7 separate regions of the Mus musculus genome follow, and all the other regions are linked to region 1. The links are chromatin loops, found by intact Hi-C in ENCODE. Cell type or tissue: left cerebral cortex. All regions are shown on one strand. Region 1 overlaps Brinp1 (bone morphogenic protein/retinoic acid inducible neural specific 1). Region 2 overlaps Cdk5rap2 (CDK5 regulatory subunit associated protein 2). Region 3 overlaps Cdk5rap2 (CDK5 regulatory subunit associated protein 2). Region 4 has its middle 220 kb from the start of Cdk5rap2. Region 5 has its middle 160 kb from the start of Gm23738. Region 6 overlaps Brinp1 (bone morphogenic protein/retinoic acid inducible neural specific 1). Region 7 has its middle 650 kb from the start of Tlr4.

Region 1 (4,000 bases):
ATAATATGGTACTCTAAGCAGGACCGGAATTTAAGAACACATGGAACTGAGTGATTAAAAATGGGTGTGATGAAAACATAACAGAAAGTGCCTGATAATGACCTGTCAATTTCCAGAATGCCTTCTATTCTCAGACCTTGTATGAACCAACTAAAGACATGTCAAAAGAGATGTCAAAATCTCTCTCTCTCTCTCTCTCTCTCTCTCTCTCTCTCTCTCTCTCTCTCTCTCTGTGTGTGTGTGTGTGTGTGTGTGTGTGTGTGTGTGTGTGTCCTGTACAAGACCTTTCTGATGTGGGCTCTGTCTCTCTTTTTCATCTTCTGTCACCTCCTTCTCATTTATAGGTGCATTCACACTGGAAATCTGTACCCCCTTAGCCTTCTTAGCCATCCCCTTTTATAATTACTTCACTCATTTTTCGTACATAAATCTCAGCGTCAGTACTATGTCTTCCGACATGGCTTTTGATGACTCACTCATCTAAAGTTACATCGCCCACCTTCCCTTCTAGCATGGGATCCCTAATTATTTGTATGACATTTAATATTAGATTTAATTACTGTGGTTTTCTATTTGCTTACTCACTATTAGCCATCTCTTCCTCAATATGTGAACCCCAATGAAAGCAGGACTATCTTCATAAAATATTCTTGATGCCTAAACCTGAACTGTCCATTTTAGTGTCCACCAGGCACATACAGCTGTGTAAGTCATCCAAACGAGAAACAAATAAATGTTAAACAAAATGAAAAGATCACTTCACCGGTATCCATTGGCATGTTGCCTAACACAGAGAATATTTTTCTCTTTCTCCAAAGTTCTATTTAACAATACTATTCTAGGACAACATCTGCCAATTAGAAGACACTCAGCATCTACTGCTATTGAAAAGAAATAAATTCTTTCTTTTGATCCTAACCCAATCCTCATACCCTAAAGGCACAATAACAATATGCTCAATTGTCTCTAGCATCCATTGAACATGGAGGTCTCAATGGCTATGAGTGATCTTGATTGTGTAGTAGAAGAGAAGAGATGCTCACAAAAAGTTCAAATCTTTGCCCCTCTGCTAAAAAGGCATTGGACAAAAGGAGCTTCCCTTTCTTCTTTATAATAAGTATATATACCTCACTGGATGAGAGTAGAGATTAAAGGAGAGAATAAAACTAAAGATCCTGGGACACAGCAAGGGGTACTGTCAAGTTTGATATAACTTGCACCCCTGAGTGGCTGAGCTAAGTGGTGTAGTTTTAAAGGCATAATGGCTTTGTTTTGAGTAAATAAGAATCAAATTTGGGGGAGGAAGGGCTGACAGATACTTTTAACACTGAATATGCAAACAAAAACAAACAAACAAACAAACAAAAATAAAACAACTACTGTGTGGCAGTCCCAGCTATTAAAAGAGAAATGCTGCTAATAAGAGCACATGATGCTGTGATGAGAAAGCTATCCCTGTGTGGCTGTAAAACAGAGCAAATAGAGATAAAAACTAAATAAATAGAGCTTTAAAAAAAAATTATCAAAATACAGCCAAAAAAAGATTGATTCTGAAGCAAGGCCTTGGGAAGTCTTCTTAGATGCATTATCTGAGAGAGATGCTAAATTGTAACTAGGGTTTGCTCCATGGAGGAAAGTCTGATAAATCCATTATCATTCGTATGAAAAATTATAGTGAAAAACAATGGAGAGGGTGTCGGAAAAATTATGTTTGGTGACTCCTCCTATGTTTCCTGCTGTTGTTTGATATGGTTACAAGGAGTTCATTAACTTACTTGTTAAACTTTGAGATTTAGGTCAGAGGATGCAGGGGAGAAAGATGCTATGAGTAACTTTAAGGTCCTATTTTGGTGATATTTCCTAATGAATTCATCTAAGAAACCAGGATGAGAAAGCATATGCAAATCAGAAAATATTTTCTCAGATACTGCAAGGTCTTTTGGGGCAAAGATGAGTTGAGGGGGAAAAAAGGAAAAAAGGGAGAGAGGGAACTATTTGAACAATGGCATAAACTCCCTTGAAAGCACTAAGAGGGAGATGTCCCACTTGAACTGAGCAGGAGAGATTTTTACAATCCCCACCTATGCTGCTACATTCTTACTCCCTACAGCAGGAGCTGGGCCTTCTCAGCTCAGCAGGGGGGCCCCAGAGCTTATTTGGAATATCAGAGCTCTTTCTCTAGGGTTGAAATGGAGTCACAGCTCCCCCTTCTGGGAGCTAAAGTGCCATCCAGCTCCAGAAAAGACAACGTTTGTGAGGTCGTTAATGGCTTTATTGCAGATGGGCCTAAAATCCCTGTATTTCTAAGTACTTCCCTGCACCCCCAAAAAAGTATTAAAAAGACTGGTATCATACTTGCTTTTTAGTGAAATTGACTTCAACTTCTGGATGTCCTGTGGCTCAAAGGGCTTCATATTTTCCTTTCCCTGAGGTTGTGAGCCCACCTACAAGCCATGTACTTACAAAGGCTAGCTCAATTTCCTGCACTTTAAGAGATTAGTCACATTTAGGGGAATTTATTAGGAAGGGAATGTTTCTGGACCTGTATAAATACACCTGTGTATGGATTCATATATATTCTTGTGTATGCTCCTGTGCTTATATTATGAATATACAGACATGAGATTTAAATTAATGTAAGTAAAGTAATCATTTCATTTTCATGAAATGTTTGAAAGGATGTTTGAAAGGATGTCTAAGTATATATATATTGTTTTCCAGAAAGCAGAACTTTTTTTCATAAAGGGATTAATACAGTCCGATTTTTCTACTGGGTTCTATATAGCAGTTATATAGTCTTGGATCCCCATGTGCTTTTCATTATGTGATGACATTAAAACAGAATTCTCTCTCTCTCTCTCTCTCTCTCTCTCTCTCTCTCTCTCTCTCTCTCTCTCTCTCTCTGTCTCTCTCTCTCTGTCTGTCTCTCTCTTTCTTTCTCTCCCTCTCTCCTCTCTCTGTCTCTCTCTGTCTCTCTCTCTCTCTGTCTCTCTCTCTGTCTCTCTTTCTTTCTCTCCCTCTCTCCTCTCTCTTGGCATCTCTGGGTGTACATATGTTTTTAAGCACTATTGTGAAGCAAGAAGAGTGAATGTGGCATTATGCACTCTCTCTCCTGGGTCATGAAATCGTATGAAGAAGGTCTGAAATGAATCTTGAAACTAGAAGTTCCAGAAAGAAAGACAATCAGTTACCTTAAGTAGAAGTATGGTGGATAGGTAGGGTTAAGAAGTGTTGTGAATTGCTGAACATGGTAATAGAGTAGAAAATGACATTGATTTGGCTGAAAACCACGCTGGGTTCTAGTCCTGTCCTTGCCACCAATTTGCTAGTGAATATTAAGAAACTATCATCCTTTATCTGAGCCAGAGTCCTGCCTGCTTGCTCTTTAATAGCAGTAGATCTTTTATACATTGGAACAGAAATAATGAGAGCCTATCCCACATGAGGGCTCTTCTGTTTGCAAAACCCCTCCCAAAACTGCACTAGGATGTTGTGATGTAACCTGAGTTTTGTGAAGTCTACTCTATGGGCATGCCCTCCTGAAGCTTTCAGCCTGAAAGATCAGTCTGGAGTCAGAAAATGGTATGTGTGCAAGTGCTTGCAGGTAGAACAGACAGCCACCAGCCGGGGCAGGTTCCTGCAAACACACGCTTGCTTTTATCTCTCCTCAGGAGAAACAAATGTATGTATAAATGTTTTTAAAAAAACAGGTATATTTCTATTTTCTTTCCCTCTCAAGAGGCCTTCCTAGTGACCCTTTAGACACTCTACCACACCACCTCAGCCTCATCTTCTAGCTTCACTGCTTACAAGCAGAATGGCTGCCATTTACCTTGAGAAAGTAACAGCTGCCTAGTCTGGAAGCCATGCTAACAGCAGTAAAACTCAGCAATTTTTGCTGAGTAGGGCAAGCCTTTAAAAGGCAGCCGGGAATCAAATCAATGGCTGGCTCCAGAACCAAAGCCCAACTGTGCCTGGGCAGAGTGGCAGAAGTATTTAC
Region 2 (4,000 bases), 1.4 Mb after region 1:
ACCCACAGCCTGAGTTGGTTTGCTGGAGGACAAGTGTGAAGCCTGCTGCCCACACGCTTGACTGCTAGTCCATGGCAGTGCTTCAGAAGGGAAGGTAAAGGGCCCCTTAGAGGACAGGGCCTGGGAGGTCAAAACAGGAGGAAGAGCAGCAGCAACTACACTGCAAATGAAAATTGATCAGGCTCAAGTCTGCTAATGTGACAAGGACAAGAACGCTGCTCCATGAAGAAATCAGGACCTTTCTTGAGCTTCCAGAGCACACCCTGATATGAACAGACCACGCAGCAGCCGCCTTTGCCCAAAGAGAATGGAGGGCCAAGATAGCTTGCCCTGGAGGCTACAAGAACAAAGAGGGGTCCAGGAGATTTGGGCCTAACTACTAGCCACTCACTTCTTGGCACCTAGAGAAATATGACCACTCTGAAGCTGATCCTAAACTCAGGCAGGGAGGGGCTCACAAGCTCTACTTGGTCAAGAGGCCAGGAGGCCTGAACAGGGTAGTATGTGTTGTCATACCCAGAACCTGTTATTCCCCTTCTGCCATGTCCTTGGGTGTTTCACACCAAATATGGCCTCAGACCTATCCCTAACCACAAAGGAAACATGGACATGGACAAAGCACCGGTTTTACACTAAAAAAAAAAAAAAAAAAAAAAAAAAAACCCTACGGATGAAAAGGAAGGAAGCCCCGGGGTGACAGCAAAACACATGTGGGGAAATATAGACGCACAGGTTCGGGACACGGGAACAAAGGCAGGCCCTAACAAAGGCAGCTACTGCTGATTCCTCCACTGACTGAGAGCTGGCGCGGACAAGTTACTGTGCAAACCACGCAGCACGCTGAAGAGCCCCCCACTTTCCATGGAGCAGTCTGATGTGTTCCCCCTCCTGCTGTGCCCTGTCGCCTCACCTCAGCGTCTCTCTCTTTTTCTTCCCTCAGAGTGGCAGAAAGTCCTCGGAGTTCTCCAGATGACACGTTCTCGTCAGGAGATGCCATCTGAGATTTTTCCTCTTTAAGGCACTGAATTAAAGCTTCTTTGCTCTTCAAAGACAGCTTCAACTCCTCAATCAGTCTAAAAGAGAACAAAATTTAAATATTAATTCTGAGCTGCTCTCTTAGCTCAGTGGAGCAGGAGGAGGTAGGAAAGAGGGCCAGACATCTTCAAAGTAGATGTGTCCAATGAATACACATAAACAAAATTGCATTCTGCAGGTCAGAGAGCAAGGAACAGAATTGATGTGACATTAATGAGTCCTCTTGTCTCTAGCCTTGCCCAGGGATTTAGCTCAAGCTGCACCATCTCTGGTCAAAGACCTTCAGCATCTCCACGCCAGCAGCAGATTGCTAAGTTTAAGTAAGAAATCCCCTCTCCAAAAGAAATCTGTCCCTAAAGCCTAAGCAAACAACCAACCAAAAGCTGGTTTGGTGGGTATAGATTTAAAAAGCAGGACTCTCTCCATAGCTCACAAACAATGCTTAAAAACATACCACATCTCAAGCTAATGGTTGCACTTCGGGATAAGGCATCCAGGCTTCCAGCTCTTAAGTCATAACAGCTCCAGTTTCGTCTTGGGCCCTATCAGCCCACAGCAGCTCACAGAGAGCTCGCTCCAAAGCTCTCCTGTGCCCCTCCATGCCTTTGCATATGCTATCGCTACCTTCTGTCCAAACCCATTCCTATTCTCCCTGACAAGCACCAGAGCTCCTTAAATTGCATCTTCTATCTCTGAGTCTCAGAGAAGCTTTGCCACATACAACCATAATGTCTTGTAGAAAATGTGAACTTTTCCCTCTTCGGAACCAAATTTGATGTCCTTGGATCAACTGCTCTGTGACCAAGCTAAGTTATTCAATCTCTCTGAGCCTGTGTTTGGACAACTTAAAACAAAAGTGTACTTCTGACCTACAGCTGAACTCAACAAATGACAACTGCAATGCTGATTATATGTATGTGCACGTTTCGTGTACCTATGCAGATGTGTACAGAGGTCAGAGCTCAGGGTCCAGACATTTTCCCCAATGGTATCTGTACTTTATTTGGTTTTGCTGGGCTACCTGCCTGACTCACAAGCTCCAGGAACTCACTTGTCTCCGCCTTGAAATGCAGGGATGTACGTCATCACACTGAGCTTGTACCTGGGTGCTGGGACTCAGGTCCTCATGCATACACAGCAAGCGTTTTACTCACTAAGCCATCTCCCCAAATCAGCCCTGAATGTACTGTTTAAATCTTCAACACATAACATTCTTTCCGAGGACTCTACTCCAAAAAAAACTCTTCTGTGGCTAAGCCTAGAAAGCAACCCAGTTTTGTAGAAACACAGGTCTGGAGGTCTGGGAGAGTTGCCCTTGTAAAGCACCTAGCTTCCGTGCCGAAGGCCAGGAGGCAGACATGGGCAGCAAAAAACGCCTAGCAGTGCAGTGCATCAGAGCTCACCAGTAGGATCTGCAGAGCCTAGGAACCTGGAGGGAGGTGCAATACTGCCCTCTAGGGGTTCAGCTCTGATATAATCAATGGGAAAATGGAGAGCTAAGAGTCACCAAATGTACATTTAAAATGGAAAGATGGGGGTCAGAACCAGGACAACTAAAGGCTACTAAAGGCTCAGCCCATTACAGAGCAGCAGTCTTGAGCCAATAAGAAGGCACCACAGGTTGCCAACATTGCTAGGCTTTCAAGAAAAGTAATTATTCACTCTTCTGTGAAATTCAATGTTTTAAATGCCAGCAAGTAATTCAAACTTTTAAAAACTCTATTTAACTTGAAGATAATATAACTGTCGCTTATAGTCAACCTGTAGGGCTCCCCAACAAGATCACCTTCAGATGCAGAAGAGAAAAAGGCCTGCATGAAAAGGTGGTGGGAAGCCAGGAACACACTGGGAGAGAGTATGCAAGTGGGGCCCAGACCAGATTCAACAGCCTGACATGCCCAACAGCAGGTTACTCCGTGGCCAATCCAGATCCATTTCCTCTGGATGTAACTGACTAACCCTGCTGTCATGCCGGGCTAAACTTCTAACTTTGACTTAGATATGGGATATGGGAAATCGTCGAGAAGATTCAGTCCCTGGCTATTCACCAAACAGGCATCTCCTGAGGGAAAATAAAGGTGGCAGCTGCTTGCTGGTCTCTGGAAGTTTAGCTGGGACACTTTCATCTCTGCGACTGACATATTTGTAGAGCTGACAAGCCAACTTTTTATACTTGTCAAGCCAGGCCTGTGCAAATGCCAGGAAAATGCAGCCTGCAGCAGGATCTCACTTGACCATCTATAATCCATGGAGAAGCCACCACTTGGACCACTCACACCCATCCTCCCAAATGTCCTCTTCCCAAACAAATAAGAAACCAAAGCTTAAGCAACATACCCTGATGATCTATATGTGTAGCCTTTGTATACAAAGTACGAAAGCTTCCTTCCTTTGCATATACAAACCCTCTGCACGGGCAACTTCTAGGACTCCCCTAAAGCACTCTTACACAGTCTGGAAATTCATCTCTACCAAAACATTCTCTCCAGAACCAGAACCACTGTTGTCTCTGTAGTTCCAAATGCATGCCCAACCATGCTCAGCGCTGCTTACAGTGTAAATCTTCATTTCCTCCAATGCCAGCCTGAATCTAAAAACCCACTCACAGGTACCCACAGAACCCACAACTCCTGCCCTAACTGCAAACATCCTCATCCCACTCCTCGCTAGGATCACCTCCTTGTTGCTCATCTCCAAGCGGAGACAACTGTACCACCTCCCCTAAGCCACTCATTCACAAGCTGAAAGGGAGGTATCAGTCTGTGTTCCCCACTGTGCCCACTTCCCCTTCCATCACCACCTATTCAGCTGCATTCTTGGTCTAGGCCCTTCAGTCTTGGCTGTCATCACTTATCTGGACATCTGCTTCAGCATGAAAGCCCAGTGGCAATGCATCCCCAAAGCAAGCAAGGAACTGCTCTAAATTTAAATCTAATCATCTCATTTCTCCAAGCTCCCCACTAAC
Region 3 (4,000 bases), 1.4 Mb after region 1:
TGGCAGGGAGAAGAATGGCACTGGGACATGTCCAGAGCTTATTTCTTGATACACAAGTACGTGTCACGGAGCTGACGGTGAAAGGTGTGGGCTTTTAAAACCTCAAAACACACATGTAGTAATGAACCTCCTAATGTTTCTAAAACAATTTCAGCAACAGGGACCAAGTACTCAAATACATGAACCTATAGAGGCCTTCTCAACAGGGACCAAGTACTCAAATACATGAACCTATAGAGGCCTTCTCATTTGAACTATTTCATGCTATGTAACAATGTTATCAAGGCTGGAAGACAGGAGGTGGATAGGAAAGTAGACAGGTAAGTAGATGTGGAGGTAGGTAAGTTAGGAGGACGGTAAGAAAGGAAGGAAGGAGGAAGGGAGGTAAGTAGGAAAGCACAGATATTAGTTGGAATAGGCAAGGATTAGGTAAGGAGTGGGCAGGCCAGCCCTTCACCACATTACAAACACACGAACTGAGACTCAGGGTGAGAGGTGGAATCCAAAAGCTTGGACCTGGTAAGTGCTGGAGCTGGGATGTGAATCCAGGTCCACGGATGAATATGAAACCTTTTAAGCATCCTTGTTCATTAGCTACAGCCTTGGCCCTCTCGAGTCTCATTCATGTTTTTATTCATTAGGAAGAAGCTTACAAAACTAGGAACCATTCAGACGCTGAGAGTGCTCAAGAGAAACTACATCCCACCCTTAAAGCCCCACTGAGCACAGCGTCTACTCGGGATCCTGTCAGAGATATTATACAATGAAAGAAAAATGTCTCTCCCCCTTGAGCTTCCATGCCGGACTCCATGCCTTCCCCACAGTGAAATGGCCAGGCTTCCTGAGATATGTCCACACAGCCCAGCTCCATTAGCATATTTTCCGCCTTCTCTAAACTCATTTCAGATCTAAAGTCTGAAAATTACTTCATAACCTGGACGATCAGTGCTGGAGGAGGGGCATTCCTAAACAGAGCAGTCCCCTAGCACCTGCTCTGCCATGCCTGGGAACTGGTCCCTGCAGATAGAGAATCCTGCTTTGAGAGAGGGGGTGGGGACACAGTGAGGACTTGGGGACCAGATGAGCCTCCTGACTTGGGCTACTTCTGAAGGGGGATTTTAAGACAGAGTAGGGAGACACCGGCCCATTAGAGCAGGGAACAGCAGGGCATGACAGAGGCAGGTGCACATAGGCTAGGGAATATTGAAGAGTCCAGTGTGGGAAGAGCAAAAGGCATTGGTAAAAGAAAAAGAAGGGTCATGCTTTTAACTATCGAAATTTGGGGATATACTCAGAAAACAGCAAACTAAAATACTGAGTCCTTTTTCCACCTCTCTGTTCCATAGACCAATAACCAGGAAGCTATGGCCAATCTTGCTCCATCACAATCACCACCCACTTCTGTTTCTCTATTATTTGGAAATGAATAATAGATACCGTCATCTTTCAATTATAACTATCCTGAGTAAAGACCAGTTATTTACAGAAGCGCAAACAGAGGTCAGAACAGGCTACCTACTGGGGACACAGAGGTAGAGCTAGGGGCAGGAGGCTAACAGGAATACCACTGGATTCAGCTGACCGTCCTCACCATCCTGCAACAACACTAAATCATTTTAGCAATTCTACAGACATAAGTCACTCAAAGGAGATATGGCTAGGTCCCAGGGATCTGCCAACACCAGTGTGACCTTGGACAAGTCACCTAACCTTTCTTGGTTCAAGTGATCACATGCAATGGGTATAACATCGGTATTTTCCTCGTGCAACAGCTATGAGAAACATCTGAGAGTAGACACATAAAGCAACTTCCTAAATACACAATAAAGAATTGAACCTCAGAGCAAATGTTCTATTTTAATGCTAATTTTGTTGTTCTAAACAGTCAATTTTTGATTGAAAATAGGCATATCTGACCATTAAAAGAGATGTTCACTAGCTAACTACTTTGAAGGATTGCTATGATGGGTGGGGCTTTTCCTGCTCAGAAACCAGCAGTACTACTCAGGAAGTATGTGTGGCTGTAGTGTCTGAAGAGAATCACTTACCTGTCTGTGTCCTGAGTCTTTGCCAGATGGGCATAGATGTTCTGTTCTGCTTTTAAGTCCCCAGTCAGCCCTTCATACTCTGATTGTTGCTTTTCCTGGAAATGACAACGGGCATCTGACATTAGGGGCAGAAGCCAAGGAAGATGGCTTGCCATTATGCAAACACATGTGGCTAGCTCTGGATTTTTAAAACCACAGACTACAGGCTCTGAGCCAGACTCAGGCTCAAGCCATAGTAACACAGCACCACCTGCAGGAGGAGACAGGAATGACAGTCTCCATACTTCCCAGAAGGCCATCATGGGTGTCGCTATGGGAGGCAGTAGACATTTCTTTGAGACATGGGGGTGGTGAATGGTCCTAGAGTAATTGCGGGTACACCCTTAAGAGGAACTGTAGGACCTCACCCCGTTTCACTTTGCTTCCTAGACCTGAAGTGAACAGTTCTTCTACCAGGTGTTCCCCTTCACTGCTTTCCCAACACAACCTAACAGCCCAAGCCTGGGCTGCAACCTCCAAAACTGTACGCTAAACCAAGCCTTTTCCCTTTATAAGATATCTTGTGTGTTTCATGATAGTACTATAAAGCTAATACTCAACACGAAGTAGAAAGCCATGTTCCCAATACCCAAAAGCTGTTTGTGAAATATCCTCAAAGCCATTTGATTCACCCATCCCTCTGATTTCATGACACTCTAGCAATGCCTCACTACACTTTCTGATGCTTCACAGAAAAACCTCACAAACCTGAAACAAAGGATATACAGGAGAGTGAAGAGTGAGTGGCATTTGAGAGGTGTCCAAAACAGTGAGAACAGAGGCTGGGCTGGACCACTGCTAATTAGTATAGCCTTGGGAAATTAGATTGTAAACCTATGAGTCTTAGCATCTCTGTTATGAAATAGGGGTACAGTTTGGCGGTTCCCCACTCATAAATGTTACTTTGCCATCAAATTCAAAATTCTGGTGCAGCCAGTTAGCAGTTTGGGGATTTGAAAAGTTGCTAATTAATAGCTTGGACATTCCCACCTAAAAATCAATGGGTAATGACTATCACTTCTTGAAATTATGGAGGTTAAGATTAAATTATGCTAAAGAACTACAGACATCTGGAGAAACAGCTAACTCCAGTACTCAACAGAGAAAAAGTTCAAAGGCATGATGTGTCCCCAGCATTCTGTCGTGCCAAAAGATGCATGCTGTAAGATCTGAGCAATGACTGCCAGAGCCTCTGCAAGAGGACAAAATAGAGGTGCAGGGTATCAAACAGAGTTTCAGTTATACAAGTAAGTCCCAGAGATGTAGTGCACAGCAAGATGACGAAGGTGAACAACTGAGTGCCACATACTTGACATCAGCTAAAAAACAAACAAACAAACAAACAAAAAAGAAACCATGGGGAAAGGTAGCAGTGTGAGGCAATGAATGTGTTAATTATCTTGTTTATGGTGATTATTTCACAATAGCTAACTGTATAACTTTAAGTGTGTGTCTGTATGTGTGACACTGTGGTATGTGTACATGTGTGTCTCTGTGTGTTATTGGTACTAAAGACTGAACCCAGAGAATTGGGCATGCTAGTCAAAAACTCCATGTGGCAGTAAATTACATCCCAGCTACCACATCCTGATGTTTGTCAATTATAATCCGACAAAGCTGGCAGGCAGACAGACAGACAGACAGACAGACAGACAGACAGGTGATGTCTAAATAATGATGAAAACTTGCCCAGAAGTTACAGAAGTCATTTTAAAGCTCTTACTAGACAAACATGAGACAATTTAACATCAAAATAATTATATTACAAAGTCCAAAACTGATACAAACAAATACATGAGAAAAAGGCTTTGTTTTATAGTAAAATGGTTTATTAATACTTATGGGAAGAATGATGGGGTCAGAAAGCCTATCCATTTGGCAACCATCATGGTAATAAACAATTCAGGCAACAG
Region 4 (4,000 bases), 1.2 Mb after region 1:
AGTTGGAATCTGACAACTAATGTGAGTTGACCAATAAAAAGATCATGAGCACAGGTGGGAGCTACCTCCGATCCATGGTGGCAGGGGTATAAATGAGAGGAAGAGAAAAATGCCACAGGGAGGGAGAGCATGAAGCTTCCAACTCAGCCCCATGGAAAGCCTCCAGATAATGAGTAGGGTGCAAAAGTGGGGCAGTTGGAGACATTAGAGAAAGGGAGAAGGTACAGCTGGGATGGGGCAGTCATTTCAGCTCACATGCTCCCCAGTTGTATGCCCAAATAGCTTGTCCTGGCCTCCCCATCAAGGCATGCTCTTTGTCCAGCCACTCATAAGCTATGTACCTGCTCCCTGATGGCAAACATTGTGAGCCCTGAGCAGGCTGGAGAGACTGCCATTCCTACTTCAGGGAGATCTGAAGTGAGGCATCACACTGGATCACAGGAGGCTTGCGGAGTGTGCAGTAGAGGACTGGGGATATGAAAAACTGCGTTAAAAAGACATGGTTTCTCATCATTCCTGAAACACCAGGAGGAATGGGTTAGGTGTCAGGAAAGAAAGCTGAAAGAGGACAGAGCAGAGTAGGGAAGCAAGAAAGGGGGTCATTGAAGCAGCTCCGAAAGAAAGGCAGCCAGGTAGAGAAGATGAAGGTAAGAGGGAACACTCCAGTAATTCTGGAGGTCCAGAGGTCCTGCAAATAAGAATGTGTGGATAGGTGTTTGGGAGGGAAGAGTCAAAGTAGATGAAAATTGCCTTAGTGGCAGAGCCTACCCTTGGCCCCTGACCTGGGTGCTTATATATTCCCTCCTTACCAAGAGCCAACAAAGGAAATGTTTCCATGGTTCCTATTTTCCAGAGTAAGCTGAGACCTGGAGAGTATAAATTACATACCCAAAGCACTCAACAGAATGCAGGGAGGAGAGAAGAGCTGCCTTCAAGCACAGAGCCCAGTGGTTAAGGACTTAGGTACTTGTGGCCCTAAGGGCTTTACCTTACCTTACTAGGCTCAGCTGGGTGTACGGTCCCCCAACTGTATTTGGGCAAACAAAACCTGGTAACTCTTGTCTCTATAATTCTGCAGTTAGATGTGTTTTGACAACTGATGTCTCTTCTCCCCTTGTCTTGCCTATAAAGTGAAGGATGCCATTCAGCACAGCTGGGAGGAGCTATGCTCCAAACCCAAAAGAAATCTCTTTCAGCCTCTCTCAGAATTCAGTATGCCTCCTCAACAAGGTGTTGTCTATCCTTTTGCATCTTACTTAAGCTGTTCGTGAACTCAAGGGAAAGAATAACCTGGATCATCCAGTCCTGTGAGTCTCTCATTACCTAGTGACAGAGAACAGATGAGACTTTCTATGGAATGTGGATGACTTCTTTGTGTCCATCTATAGGAACATTCTCATATGCATCTTAAGCTGCTATACTTGGCTACTTCTCACCCCAATTTCTTTACCTTCCCCCCCCAAATTAAAATGTGTATATACTACTTGAAATTCCATCCTTCCATGGGAACATTTTGGTGAGCATAGCTCCAGATGGGCATGGGACAAAAAGGATCCTTTTCTAAAAGTGAGAGCCTATAATTGACTCAACTACATAGCGTGAAGAGCTCTTCCTGCCAATGACTCTTAGTCCTGTGACTCACTGTTCCATAATGGGGGTGACCGTCACTTCTTTAGACATATCCCCACTTCATGCATTCAGGGTCTTTTTCAGAATTATAATTATAAAACAAGCAGCTGGAGAATCCCTAGTGTGATCATTTTTTTTTCAGTTGGTGTGATACTGTGTTCACAAAGATTCTTCGAAACAGTTTCTTACTTTTTTCCTTAGTCTGGCAATACCCTTTTAATATTCTGTAAGTGATTAGCAAATCTTTGGAGAGACAAAAACATGTTTATAAAACAAAACAGATGCTTTAAATGTATGTTTATCAAAATAATGGGATGCTTCTTCACCATAGAAAGGAATGAAGTTCCCATATATGATGTAACATGGGTCAATGTAGAAAGCATGCTATGATCTAGGATCTAGCATCACCTTGGAGACAAATCTCTGGGCATGTCAGTAAGAAGCTTACAGATTGCATTAATTGAAGTGGGAAGACACATCCTAAATGTGGGCGGTACCATCTCATGAGCTAATGTCCCAGACTGTATAAAAAGCTGAGTGCTAGCATTCATCCCGCTCAGCCTCCTGGCCGCAACTGCAATGCAATCAGCTGCCTCACCCTCTTGCCTCTATGACTTCTCTGCGATTATGCACTATACCCTTAAACTAAGCCTCTTAAGTTGCTTTTGTTGGGTGTTTTGTTACAGTATCAAGAAAAGTAACTTGTGTACACGAAATAGGTGCCTCTATTTACCTGAAATGTCCATCACAGGCCACCCTGTCATAGATAGAGTACACTGAGCCATCTTCGGGCTGAGATGTATAAAGCAGGAACTTTGAAGGGTGATGACTGAAATGTATTGAGCTTTCTTCTGAGAAGAGAACATTAGATAATTTGGTGTGATGGCTTCCCCGTGTACTATGGACACACACATTTTAGCTCGGTGGGTCATATGGTATAGGAAATATATGCCAATGAAACTGTATGAAGTGGGAGAAGCTCTGCGGGGAAGTCTGGCTTGAAATGACCAATTCTGCTGCCATCCAGGCTCATATTCAGTGCTTTGAGTTGGCCCACCCCAATATGAACTCCATCTACTAGTTGCTGACATGCATGAAGGTTCCTGCTGAACCAAATGACATCACTGAATAGGGCCAGTCCTAGGTATGTCATTCAGCCCCCAGTTTTGAACTGCTACAGCATAAAGCCAGCTTGCCTTGAGAGTAGACTGGAGGGGGGTGTGTGGTGGGGAATAATGGTGCCACCTTCAGGCTATAGGCACAAAGGTAAGGATGGGCAAACGTCAGGGAAGCAAACATTGACAGCAGGGAGGTGTGCAGCAGACTGGAACTCACAGTGAACCTGCCCCTGGATATCTGGTCTTACCACAAGACTACCCTGACTCTGGACAACAATAGGCTATATGAGATGAGTCCCAGCAATGGTCCAGCATTTATGGTGCATCAGAAACTAGAAATCATGAACCAGACCAACAGCTCATTATAATGAATATTTTTATGTAAAGCTGTTTGATCAAAACTAATATGTGTATCTCTCTCTCTCTTTCTCTCTCTCTCTCTCTCTCTCTCTCTCTCTCTCTCTTTCTGTGTGTGTGTGCGCGCGTGTGTGTACTGTGTACCACTCTGCAGTTTCCAATGCCACTACAATGAATGAATATGTGATGAAGAGGTGAAAAATGTAGAGAAACAGAGAGATGCGTTTATGGTGGAGAGAGATGGAACTAGAGACTTGATGGTGATGACAGGTTTGAGAGAAGGCTGAGTGTTACCACTGAGGGGCATGTGGATGTTTGTAGTCTATGCTGCTGCCTGCAGCCATTGATGTGGGCGGCTTGTACGGCCACCTAAGACCATATTGATGTCTATAGTCCATGCTACTAAGGTCATGTCTAGATTCATGGTACTGCTTTGTCTTGGAGCTATGTTGATGTTCATGGCCCATGTTACCAGTGAGGACTTTGCAGATGTCCATGGTTTATGCAGCCACCCAAGGTGATGTTGATGTCTGTGGCCAGTGCTGCTGACTTGGGTCATATTTGGGTCTGTGGTCCTACTGTAAACACAGCCACGTTGATATGTCTTACTTCCACCAGAGTCCATTCTGAGGTCCATGGCACATGCTGATGCCTAAGACCATGTGGATGTCCATGATCCATGCTCTCACTGGCTGTAAAGGGCAAGGAAGTTCCTTTTTCAGTGGCATCAATGATTGCAGACATACAGTTGAGAAAGAGGAACATAGAAGGCTTCTGTGACAACCCCTATCCCTCCAACCCACCTACCCTCCCAAAAGCAATAGCCTAGACAGGAAACTGAGGGACATAACTCTTAAAACTTGTGATAAGGAGGTGAAGTGTAGCTCTCTATAACG
Region 5 (4,000 bases), 930 kb before region 1:
AGTTAGTATCCAGTAAAAAAAAAAATCTGAAATTTTGATACTTGACTGGAAAATAGCCAGTGTTGCTTTTTCAGTCTGCCTTTTTGCAATCTTAGTACAAGAAACATTACACTGAATAACCCTTGAGCAGTAGGAACTAATTTCTCTCAAACTGCAAAGTAGAATGTTTAACATTAAGGCATAAATGATGGTGTCTGCTATATTTTCTTCTGATGTCAGCTCCATATACAAGAGGAGAAAAATAAGTTTCTTGAAATCTGTAAAGACACTGGTTGTATTCACCCAATGAAATCCCCAGTGACTTCATAATCTCCTCAAAGCGTCTCCTCATTTCAGCACCACACATGGCCCTAGAGACTGGCACTGGGTTTGAGAAGATAATACCCTTCTTTTGTGTACTCATTGTCATCTCCCTGGACCTTCTATCCATATTTGTCCACTTTAGATTAGTGGTCCTCAACCTTCAAAATGATGCATCCAAATATAGTTCCTCATGTTGTGGTGACCCAAAGCATAAGACTATTTGGTTGCTATTTGATAACTGTAATTTATCTACTGCTTACCTGCAGAATGGCTCTCTGGGATGAGGCATCTTTATTTTATAATTATGGCTCTGTTAGTTACTGTGGGCTGTACCAAGTATCAGGTAATTCGTATAACTCAGGCACTCTGGGGAAAGAAACAGTAACAAGATGGAAAATTATTTAAATATTATATGGATGCTTTCTGGAGCTTAAACAGTGATCTCTTGTGCATGTAGCAGATGCATGGACATAGGTAGAAAAAGGGGACGTATACCTAAGATACAGATTAAGGTAAAACGACTGCTAGTTTGCTGAGGAAGAAAGCAGATTTTAATTAAAATTTAAAATGATTACTAGAGAAATATTTCAATGATCTTACTTGATATTTTGAAAGAATATCCAGTGGGATTCTTGACTACTACCTCCCAGATTTAGTTATTAAAGTTTCTGAGAGTTTTCCTATATCCACTCACTTTTTGCTTTTGTTTTCTTTCTCAAGTAGAATTGGTATGACAGATACACCTAGGCTACGCTTTTGATGGCATAAAATCCTCTGCCCTCAGAGATTCCTACACTTCCCAGGAGACCCAATCAGTATAAAGCGCTTCTTTACGTTGAGTGGAAAGCAGGGCCCATATAACTTCCATCTGTTACTCAATCTCTGTCCTCTGGGACCAAATAAAAACACTAAGCTCCCTTTCTGAATGCCTGACCCTTCAATATTTGCAGAAAGTATCTCACTAGTCCACCAGAAGTTTTTTATCCTCCACTAATAGGCCTCTGATTCACACTTTTTCAACAGATGCCATATTTTGCCATGCCTCTGGGCATGTTGGTCATTTCCCTTGGGTTATATTATAAATTTTTAAATGTCTGTCCATATAGATGTATCCGTTGTGGATAGACTTTCCACAATCTTTTGATCTCTTCACTGTACCCAATTGTGACTTTCTGTGATGGTTAGCTTTTGCTATGGATATACTACAGATATAAGATAAGCTTTAGAATGTAATAAAGAATTATGCTCATCTATCAAAGTGGCAATAGTAGATTCTTTTGTCATGTCCAAGACCTCAATAGACTCAAGGGCACTTGTAAACATACATGTGCACTCAGGTGTGTGAACACACACACACACACACACACACGTATTGTTTTGACAGTAGTGGTCTGAGACCATCAAAGGTATCTGAAAAAGGTTATTCGGAAAGAGCTAGAAGAAAGAAAAGGAGTAGAAAGCTGATATAATTCAATTTTAGTTGAAATTTAATTTTAAAAATCTCTTCTCCATGTTTGCCTAGACCAATGTTCAGAGGATTATTTTCCTGTCTCTGCATACTTCCATTGTTTGTTTGGTTTTTTTCGAACATTTTCTTACCCTATTTATGTGAGAACACGTGTGTTTGTGTATGTGTGTGTGCACACGTGTATACAAATATTCTACAATGAAAGACAATAAGATCCTATAATATTTAGATCAATGATGTGAATGAAATAATCACTTCCTCCTGATGTCAAATTGAAGCAGTAGCGAAGCCACACTGTGATACTGTGTTAGACATCACACATGAGCCAAGAACACAGAAGAAAATGCTTCAACAGTTAGATAATTATGTTAAAACAAACTGGGATTTATTATTATGGTTTTCTCCTTTAGGACTGAAGTTGACATGATTGCTGCTGCCGCTTCAGTGTAAGGTAATGTAGACTGAAATGTATTTGCCAGAAGATCCACAGGGAGCAGTCATCTGGGATTGACAGAGAGAGTCACTGGGTGTCACTGTTGAGTCACACAAAAACAACAGTCTGCTTGCTCCTAAGGATTGTCTCTAAAGAACACAAGAGCCGGAAGTTGAGGGTGGCTGCTTGTCTCCTCCTGGGCTGTGTGTCTTCATTAGGGTCAGGGTAGGTCATCTTTCTCCTTGCTTCCCTGTGAGAAGTGTCTAGTCAGATGAGTGTATGTCAGTGTGGACCTCAGCTTCCTCTGCTCTTGCTTAATGAGCTGATCTGTCCTCGATCTGCCTTGTGGTACTGTGACAGGGCTCTCTGCTTTTATGCATCTGTGCAGGAAGTGATCACACCCCTGCCAGCAGTCAAGCCCAGGACTGGCTCAGCCTAACCACTCTTTTCATAGCAGATAAATCATTCTACTTCTCAGTGAGGGTTTACATTAACACTGAATCCAATGAATGTTTGGTATCAGGGGCATATTTTCATTTTGTGTTGAATAAGATTAGTGGTTTTAACAGAAATTAAAAAAAAAAACAGGTACAGTTGAACTGCAGACTAGTTTTTTTTTCTTCCTTTTTTTATTAGGTATTTAGCTCATTTACATTTCCAATGCTATACCAAAAGTCCCCCATACCCACCCACCCCCAATCCCCTACCCACCCACTCCCCCTTTTTGGTCCTGGCATTCCCCTTTACTGGGGCATATAAAGTTTGCGTGTCCAATGGGCCTCTTTTTCCAGTGATGGCCGACTAGGCCATCTTTTGATACATATGCAGCTAGAGTCAAGAGCTCCGGGGTACTGGTTAGTTCATAATGTTTTTCTGCCTATAGAGTTGCAGATCCCTTTAGCTCCTTGGCTACTTTCTCTAGCTCCTCCATTGGGAGCCCTGTGATCCATCCATTAGGTGACTGTGAGCATCCACTTCTGTGTTTGCTAGGCCCCGGCATAGTCTCACAAGAGACAGCTACATCTGGGTCCTTTCGATAAAATCTTGCTAGTGTATGCAATGGTGTCAGCGTTTGGATGCTGATTATGGGGTGGATCCCTGGATATGGAAGTCTCTACATGGTCCATCCTTTCATCTCAGCTCCAAACATTGTCTCTGTAACTCCTTCCAAGGGTGTTTTGTTCCCATTTCTAAGGAGGGGCATAGTGTCCACACTTCAGTCTTCATTTTTCTTGAGTTTCATGTGTTTAGGAAATTGTATCTTATATCTTGGGTATCCTAGGTTTTGGGCTAATATCCACTTATCAGTGAGTACATATTGTGTGAGTTCCTTTGTGAATGTGTTACCTCACTCAGGATGATGCCCTCCAGGTCCATCCATTTGGCTAGGAATTTCATAAATTCATTCTTTTTAATAGCTGAGTAGTACTACATTGTGTAGATGTACCACATTTTCTGTATCCATTCCTCAGTTGAGGGGCATCTGGGTTCTTTCCAGCTTCTGGCTATTATAAATAAGGTTGCTATGAACATAGTGGAGCATGTGTCCTTCTTACCAGTTGGGGCATCTCCTGGATATATGCCCAGGAGAGGTATTGCTGGATCCTCTGGTAGTACTATGTCCAATTTTCTGAGGAACCGCCAAACTGATTTCCAGAGTGGTTGTACAAGCCTGCAATCCCACCAACAATGGAGGAGTTCCTCTTTCTCCACATCCACGTCAGCATCTGCTGTCACCTGAATTTTTGATCTTAGCCATTCTGACTGGTGTGAGGTAGAATCTCAGGGTTGTTTTG
Region 6 (4,000 bases), 190 kb before region 1:
AAACTTCTATTAATACTATTATTACTCAGTCATGGACTATAGTCAAAACCATCTCTACTAGGAAAAAATTTCTGAACAATATGATACTGTACTTCCTTTTGGGGAAAGTAGGTGAAAAGTTTTTGTTTACCCAAGCAAAACCATCACCAAACACAACCTTGGATAGAGAAATCTTTTACCCTTGGGTAAAAATTTTCAAAACCGAAAACAGCCAAGAATTTGGAGTGCTGAGGAGGAATATGTCTTGTCAAGGGCATACGACTATCAGAGTCAAACTCTTATGGGGCAGTTATTATCGGGTTATTCATGAGCATGCTGCTTCCCTTTGACCCTAGTTTATAAACTAAGGAGTTTAAAGAGCTAATCTCTAAGTTTATTGACTGTTCTATAATTGTGTCAGTTTGTGTTCTTCCAACCCCACCTATGGACCATTTTCCTTTAGTGTCAGTTTATTGAGACGTAAAGAAGCCATATGGGTAAGTTTGCAGTGTTGTTGCACCCACCACCCCCACCACCCCCATCCCCAGCAGAGCATCAAAAGAAGCACAAAGAATTAAGCATAAAGAGGAAAGAAATCTTAACCGAAGAAATATCTTCTTTATCTACGTCCATTTCCTCTCACAAGGAAAAATGGCAGTGTCAGAGGTACATTACATATAGCTTGTTCTCTCTCTTTTAGTGTTTAATCTTAGCACCTGCACAGCAGAGGTCTTTACAATTCATTGCATATGCTCTCCCCTTCTCCCCCCCATCACACAGCACCTGAGGCCAAAGAAGCCACCAACTCAAAGCTTCACACAATTCTGAGACCCTTCTTCATGACAGAATATAGAAGTAAGAGACATGCCCCACGGTTTTATACAGTCGCTAGAACACGTTAGCTTCCAACAAATGAAGTTTTTTCCTCCTTTCCTTTGAATACTAATTACATTTTACAAATTTGTGTATGCGTGTGTGTGTCTGTCTGTCTGTCTGTATGTGTATGTATGTATATGTTCTCTTTTGTTTTGCTTTGTTTTGTTCTGTTGTATTTGCACAACAGAAGGGAAAGTCCATGGCAAAGGGTCCCGGGTTAGCAGAGTTTGGCTGTCATCTGGTCAGACTGTTTGAGGATCTCAGTGTTGTAGAGGTCCAAGGCATGGTTCACCCTGATAATCTCACTGTTGGTCAGCTTCAGGCGGTGCTTCAGCATACAGGAAAACAAGTCCAGCTGGGGTTTTCCTGGGGCCACAGGAGGGGCCAGGCGGTTGATTCGGTCCCGAATGTCCAACATGAGAAGCATCACGGATGAGGAGGAATAGAACTGACCACCCTGTGTATAGGACTGATTCACCTGTTGCACGGCACTTCGTAGGAGGTCAGCATTGAACCTCAGGCTGTACCCAAACACCTGTACATCAGAGATCTTGATGTAGAACTGCCTTTTGGAGGGATCCGACAGGTCCACCGGGCCCTGGCCAGTCTCATTGCGTAGGGTGGGTAGCCGAGTCCGACTACGTAGGTAGATATGGACAGTCTCGAAAAAAGTTTTCCACCGATTGCCCAGCAAGAGAGTCCAATTGTAGCATTGGCTGTTTTGCAGACGGATCTTCTCCCAACGAGGGTAGCCAAATTCCCCAAAGGGCATGTTCCAGCCTTCTGAATGGCTCCCACTGAAGGGATTGACATAGACAAAGAACATAGGGTCCAGGCTGCTGTTGCGCATCTGGCAGATACGCATGGACATTCCGATCACCATGTGGATAAAGTCCATGCGGTTCTTGTTGCTTTTGAGAGTGAGGGACATGCGCTTGCGCCACCGAGGGTCAAAAAATGTATCCAGGCGAATCTCATTGCTGATGAAGGTAGTATGGACATAGAGGCGTGAATCCATCTTCTGCAACAGGTACTTCAGTTCCAAGTCCTGGAAGTCCAGGTCGGTCTCAAAGCTGATGAACTGCTCACTCCGCTCAGAGTCCACGTTTTGTGGTTCACAGCGGCCTCTATACAGCTTGTAGCCCTTATTGCAGGAGCCACAGAGTGAGATGTTGGCCAGGCTGCACATGGCACAGCTGTTGTTCCCACCTATGATACATGGGATAGGGCGCTGGCACAGTGTGGTGCTACCATGGCACACACAACTCCTCTGGCTTTCCAGGAAGGTTCCCCAGAACCCATTCTCATTGCAATAGAGAAGTGACTGGACCCTTGCAAGCCACTGTTGAATTGTCCTGTGAAAAAGAAGGAAAATGTTAGCTCCCATCAATAGGAATGTGAGGTACATCATACAACTGGCCATGCAAGTTGGAGCCTCCCAAAGAAAGAAAAGTGGAGATTAGATTTTTCTTTTAGTAAAATGCTTTCAATGCAAGTATGAGGACTTAAATTTAATTCCCAATATGCATGTAGACAAAGTAGGCATGGTGGCTCACATGTATAATTACAGGTTTTGGAGGGCAGAGACAGAAGGATCCCTAAGATTCACTAGCAAGCCAGTCTACTCTAATTGGTAAGTCCTAGGAATAAGCAGATTAAAATATAAAAGAATGTAGAATGAATATATATTAATAAATACATTGTCATTCTGTATACTGTCTTAAAGCTATTATATCACATTGTACTTTACACATCTAACATTCTTTGTGAATATCTATAAAAAGGAGGCATTTTACTAATTATTAGGATATTTATCTATCTCTAACTATTCCATTATACAATAGGCGCTGAGAAATCGGTTTTAGGGAATAAAGTTTCTGAGCACAAATACGCTTTCTGAAGAGAACAAATCATGGAAAGTCTCACATGGGCAAGATTTGTGACCCTCTATGTTTTCTCCCTTTCTTTCTTCCTTCTTTCTTTCTTTCTTTCTTTCTTTCTTTCTTTCTTTCTTTCTTTCTTTCTATCTTGTTTTTAATTTTTATTTTTATGTCAACATCAGAGGATTCCACACCTTCCACTGATGAAGATATGGCATGCCCAACCCTGTCAACAGAAATAAGCTTCATTCCATCATAATCATTGTATCATAGAAGTCATGTAGTACTTCTATATGGATCATATGATATGATTCTCACAGTGGCTTTTCATAATATGCAATAACAATATAAGTTCTTCAGTTGTCCAGTATTCTAAATTCTCAATTGTATGGCATTTCTATTACAAACTGTGTTTCTAAAACCCCTCCACATTGTCAATCCATGCTGTGAATGATGCCAGTGTCTGTACCCAGATTCCAGGCAATAAAACATTTTAATGAAGACGGGTACATGAACCAATAAAAAGCAGCAGAAGAATAAAAAAAATATGTAAATCTGTCAGCCCAGAGGCCTTTCATTTTTCCATGTTTCTTTGGAAGTTACCTCCTCTCTGTCCTCCATGCTACAAACAGTCCTGCATATCTGTCCACCAGTCTTTACTATGCACAGGGATTTTTATGCCCAGTTTCTCACTTGAGCCTACCAAAAACACCCAGAAAATGACTTGAGATTTAGGCTTCACCAGTGAATGGATAAAATGGATGAAACTCTGTTCTTGAACAGGGTTGACAGTGGGCAATTTCCTTAGCTTCCCCACTCACCCCTCCTACCAATCCTTACAGGATTGTTGTAAGGATTATACAATTTTTTGTGTGAATTATACATATAAATTTGGTAGGCACTAAGGGTTTAGTAAAATTCAGCTCTTGTTCTTCTTGCAAAAGAGTGGTAGCATGAGTACAGGATCTCCAAGGCAAACTGATGGACCATATGGCCCTCAAGAAGAGAAGTCTCCTGACACATCAGCTTTTCTTTGGGCATTATCTATCAGCCCAAATTTTTAAAACAGTCTTAAATAAAATGTACTAGGACCCCAAGCAAGATTTGTGATGACGCAGATGATTGATGATGATGATGATGGAGCTCATAGTTCATGATCTTTCAGCACTATGAGAATGAGAAAGGGATCTCATTTCCACCACACATCCTGTGGTGGGATGTGCTAGTCAACTGTCTGTTGCAGCAATTCTCTTGACATACAATCA
Region 7 (4,000 bases), 1.5 Mb before region 1:
ATAGGTGTGCATGTATCAATATGTCATGTGTTTTGCATCAGTTTAATAAGGGATGATCTCAAAAATGGTTTTATTTGTATTAATTTTTGTGAGTGTTCCCTACCTTCCTTGATTTTAATCTCCTTCTGCCCATTGTTTCTGCTGGCCTTTCTGGTTTTGGCATTGTTCTACAGTGGTTTTGACTCATGCTTGAAGTGAATGCCTTATTTTGAATGTCTTCTTAAACCCTAGGATTCATCCTTTTCTACAGTGCCAATGTCTTTCATTGCCCTGTCTCAATTTCAGCATAGATAAATTTGCTTAATTTAATTTTCATTACATTTTGAGCACTCAGTGTTCAGGTTAAAGAGTTTCATTGAATGAGATTAAAAATACATTCTATAGAGTCTTTTTAAGTATTGGATTTACAATCCATCTTAAATTTTGTGTGATGTCATATAACAGTACTTGTTTTCATGTGGTTGTCCAGTGTGCTCATCTACCACTGTTCATGTAAATGGCTCTCTTTTATCATCCAAACTTTGGTTTCATCTCTTCCTTAACTGAACTGACAACACATTTAGTCTGATATCCTCCTGTATTGACTCCAGGCTAGCAGGGATAAAGTCTCTACTGATTCTATGCTTTGCCCTAAGTCCACTACTGGAACAGTATCAGAATCAATATTTCTGTATTCTCGACCATATTCCAAATGAAATAGTGAATAATAAATAACTGATGGTTAAATATGGTTATTAGTTTAAGCATATTATGCCTATGAAGTAAAAAGGAAAAAGCAAAGAACAATGAGTGGTGTGGTAGAGAATTAAAGTGTTTGGGGTCTAAGAAGATAGGAAATCACTATTCAAATAGGTCTTAAGGAATGTTGCACTTTCTCCAGGACATGTATCTTCTCCACACATTCATGGAGGCATCAGTTGTCCTGGCTGACTGTTAGAAAAGACTTGGAAAGTATCAAATTATCTGGCTTGTAGTTTCCTGATGGTTAGAGGTTTTTTGCTTTTCCTTTGTCTTTTTCTCTCTCTTGTGACTGTGCAATGAAAAAAAAAAAAAACTATTGAGTAAAAATGTAACAGTTTGCTTTTTTAGATTGTTGGAAAACACATTGGATGCCTCAAAATGAAAAAAAAGGCATTCTGTCATTGTGTTCCACAAGTCTCACATAAGAGCAGAAAACCTCGAACTTATCCATATTCACTTGTGAAACTTAAGTATGTTCAGTTTTTTGCAACCGTCCCAGCCCATCACTTCCTATCATGGTACCGACCTCTTTTCTAACTAACACCTCCGTGAGACCTAAGTGCCTGATTAGTATGGAAACTCTAAAGGAAATAGAACAACTCTTAAGGAAAAGAACAATTTCCCTGGTTATTCCCTCATGGTGAAAAGCAGAGAGGGTTGGAACTTGGCATCTGAAAACTGTGAAATCCTAGGATTCAGGTTGTGCTCACTGAAGGGATGGACTTGTGGGTCTCGTGCGCTGTATTTCCCAGATTGTCGATAAGAATTCCTGCAGAACACGGGTGTGGCATTAGGAACAGATCAGTTTGGAAACTGCTGTGTTTTCCTTGTCATTTGCTCTCTGTGACCCTTTGCCATGTCCTCTGCTCTTCAGTTTTGCATCCATTGAATGACCTTCCCACTGAGGATTAATTTGTGGATGGGAAGTGCTATTCCACATGCAAATTGTAGAGCTCATTTGAATTAAAATGAATTAATGTGTTCAAGATTCTTTGAGCCAATAGCAGCCTCCTGTCCACTAAATTGTGTCATTACTATCAAGGCTAGTCACTTCGTGCTTAGCCTTGATGAGGAGCTTGGGGAGGGGACCTGGTACCTAAATCCCTGGGAATAGCAATTCAATCAGATTAACAGCTTTCTTTTAAGCAAGATGCTTCAGTGCTAGCCTTCCTCAGCTTTGGTGCTGACGCTGCGTGCCTTTTCTCTAGTGCCACTAGATGGCGATAAAATTCCTTATTGTCCTCTACCTCTTGCCCAGCACCAATCCTCCAGCTTCCACCGTTACTGCTTCTGAGTCTAAGCAGGCTCCACTAGGGTTAGAAGGGGCTCCTTTCTTGAGAAAAAAAATCCTGGGCCCCCAGGGGTGCTTGAGACAGAAAATGCCTCATGGCCTTGGTGACCGTGGAACTTTCTCTTCTTTGGCCTTGTCTTACTTTACTACCACATGGTTTATCCATTTCCTCATCTATAAAGACAGGTTACATACATACATACATACATACATACATACATACGTACGTACGTACATGCGTACATACGTACATACGTACATACGTACATACGTACATACGTACATACCTACATACGTACATATGTACATACATACATACATACGTACGTACGTACATATGTATATACATGCATGCATACATACATACATACATACATACATACATACATACATACATACATACAGTACAGACAATAGCTTATGGGAGTTTTCACATCATTGGAAAACCCTATTTCTAATACTAAAATCACACATCACTTCTATTTGTAAACATGATGTATGCCAAGCTGTTCCAGATGAAGACATTATCAATCTGCCTTCAACCTGCCTTTTCCCATCTCTAAACACCAGGGGAGAATCCTTCCATATCGTCCCTGCTTCCTTTCCAGGTGGCCCGGGTACACATTCCCAGGACTCTCTCCCCATGGGATCTGTAGTCATTGGTTAGGGGAGGCTACTCTCTCCTCCAAGATTTTTTTTCAAACAGCTTATCCAAGCCAGCTCTTCTTCCCATTAAAAAACAGAGGGTACTTTTGGGTTGTTTGTTTGTTTTTGGTTTTTTGGTTGTTTGTTTGTTTTTAATTCAAAGACCCCAAGATGACAGAGACTTAGAAACTTTTCATTTCTTTAGTCCAGTAGATTGTCAGCTCTACCATGGCAATCTCCTGTAAGATTTTAAAACGCAGATTGCTGGATGTCTGTCACCCAGGGTTTGTGAAGCAGGAAGTCTAGAAGTAGCCTGAGAATTTGCCTTTTAGCAGGTTCACTGCTGACACCAAGGCTTCTCTTCCTTCTTCACAGGACTAAAGGGAAGGTCCCAACCTGATGTTTCACAAGTGCAGAACCCGAGGTCCACTGAAGAGAAATGATTGCTCAAGGTCACAAAGTAAACTGAAATTAGCAAGGACGGGGATACCAGAGTCTTTTAAGCACAGCTCTGTAAGTCCTCATTCGAATCAGTGCTTCTTAGGAAATTTCTTTTCTTCCCTTTATGGAGAAAGGATTTGCTGAGCAAATTTACAGACAAAATCAGATGGTAGGTGAATTGTTTAATCTGTAATCACTTAAAATAGACTTCTATTATTTTTTTTTTTTTAGTTTAAATTAAAGCATGAACTATGAGGGACCTGGTTCTAAGTGCAGAGGCTGACCTTTCAATACAGCCACCATGGTGCAGCCCTTTGTAGCTGCCTTTGCACCTGGGCAAGATTCCAGGAAAACTTGCTCTCTTGATTTCCCCCCAATAATTAATGCCAACATTTTCTCTCTCACACTTCAATACTATGCCAGAATGCTTCCATGTAATAACTTGAACATTTTAGATTTTCTAAAATGCCCAAATGGAAATGGACAAATTTGAGATGTACTTAACAAGGACTTTAGTAATATATTGTTCCAGAATTGTGGCGCTCTCAGCAATTGTGGTAAGTAGCTTGATTACAGAGATGAATGTGTCTATGTGATAATTATAATAATAATAGTTATAACTATGAATTTGTTTTCATCAATACCTTCTGTTTGGCTCCACTGGCTTTCAAGTGGTTTTTGGTAATAATTTTCATTTTTTTGTACTCTATTGAAAAATAAATACCAGTTAATAAAGCCTATCAGAAAGATAATGAGAATATTTGAGATTAAAGCCAAATTTAACTCATATTATTTGAATTGTAAGTCATAAAATATATCCATCAAAAATCCTCATTCCTTCTACTTCAAACTGTGATTGCACATGGAGAAAAAAGATTTAAG

What was found. A loop is a pair of places that touch in the nucleus more often than their neighbours do. Peaks named below come from ENCODE experiments on the same cell type or tissue, not always from the same donor. Only the 100,000 strongest peaks of a DNase experiment are listed, where the experiment ranks them.
Region 2: a loop joins it to region 1, with 5 times the contacts of the local background. A loop is called at or near these places in 3 of 42 quality-filtered maps.
Region 3: a loop joins it to region 1, with 4 times the contacts of the local background. A loop is called at or near these places in 4 of 42 quality-filtered maps.
Region 4: it touches region 1 in a loop (6-fold over the local background); 3 of 42 quality-filtered maps call a loop at or near these places.
Region 5: a loop joins it to region 1, with 18 times the contacts of the local background. A loop is called at or near these places in 7 of 42 quality-filtered maps.
Region 6: it touches region 1 in a loop (4-fold over the local background); 4 of 42 quality-filtered maps call a loop at or near these places.
Region 7: a loop joins it to region 1, with 17 times the contacts of the local background. A loop is called at or near these places in 5 of 42 quality-filtered maps.

What each region holds. Positions count from the first base shown.
Region 1 is chr4:68,948,557-68,952,556 of GRCm38, forward strand. The region is part of intron 1 of Brinp1 (bone morphogenic protein/retinoic acid inducible neural specific 1); the gene reads right to left. Among named protein-coding and RNA genes, the nearest start is that of Brinp1, 3.8 kb to the right of the region's middle. In left cerebral cortex, a CTCF peak has its summit at 2,208 (motif pointing left); DNase peaks (open chromatin) are centred at 2,192 and 3,631; H3K4me3 peaks cover 3,814 bases; H3K27ac peaks cover 1,062 bases.
Region 2 is chr4:70,353,803-70,357,802 of GRCm38, forward strand. It overlaps Cdk5rap2 (CDK5 regulatory subunit associated protein 2), which reads right to left. Exons shown (of 37, transcript NM_145990.4): 8 at 911-1,073. Among named protein-coding and RNA genes, the nearest start is that of Cdk5rap2, 55 kb to the right of the region's middle. In left cerebral cortex, a CTCF peak has its summit at 2,483 (motif pointing left); a DNase peak (open chromatin) is centred at 2,431; H3K27ac peaks cover 583 bases.
Region 3 is chr4:70,305,147-70,309,146 of GRCm38, forward strand. It overlaps Cdk5rap2 (CDK5 regulatory subunit associated protein 2), which reads right to left. Exons shown (of 37, transcript NM_145990.4): 15 at 2,049-2,143. Among named protein-coding and RNA genes, the nearest start is that of Cdk5rap2, 100 kb to the right of the region's middle. In left cerebral cortex, a CTCF peak has its summit at 2,309 (motif pointing left); a DNase peak (open chromatin) is centred at 2,279.
Region 4 is chr4:70,184,598-70,188,597 of GRCm38, forward strand. No RefSeq gene overlaps it. Among named protein-coding and RNA genes, the nearest start is that of Cdk5rap2, 220 kb to the right of the region's middle. In left cerebral cortex, no CTCF peak of the experiment used is centred here; DNase peaks (open chromatin) are centred at 1,593 and 2,118; H3K27ac peaks cover 1,476 bases.
Region 5 is chr4:68,020,671-68,024,670 of GRCm38, forward strand. No RefSeq gene overlaps it. Among named protein-coding and RNA genes, the nearest start is that of Gm23738, 160 kb to the right of the region's middle. In left cerebral cortex, a CTCF peak has its summit at 2,274; a DNase peak (open chromatin) is centred at 2,317; H3K27ac peaks cover 295 bases.
Region 6 is chr4:68,760,937-68,764,936 of GRCm38, forward strand. Brinp1 (bone morphogenic protein/retinoic acid inducible neural specific 1) reads right to left here. Exons shown (of 8, transcript NM_019967.2): 8 at 436-2,210. The coding sequence ends at 1,073. Among named protein-coding and RNA genes, the nearest start is that of Brinp1, 190 kb to the right of the region's middle. In left cerebral cortex, no CTCF peak of the experiment used is centred here; a DNase peak (open chromatin) is centred at 1,787; H3K27ac peaks cover 185 bases.
Region 7 is chr4:67,475,630-67,479,629 of GRCm38, forward strand. No RefSeq gene overlaps it. Among named protein-coding and RNA genes, the nearest start is that of Tlr4, 650 kb to the left of the region's middle. In left cerebral cortex, a CTCF peak has its summit at 1,932 (motif pointing right); a DNase peak (open chromatin) is centred at 1,970.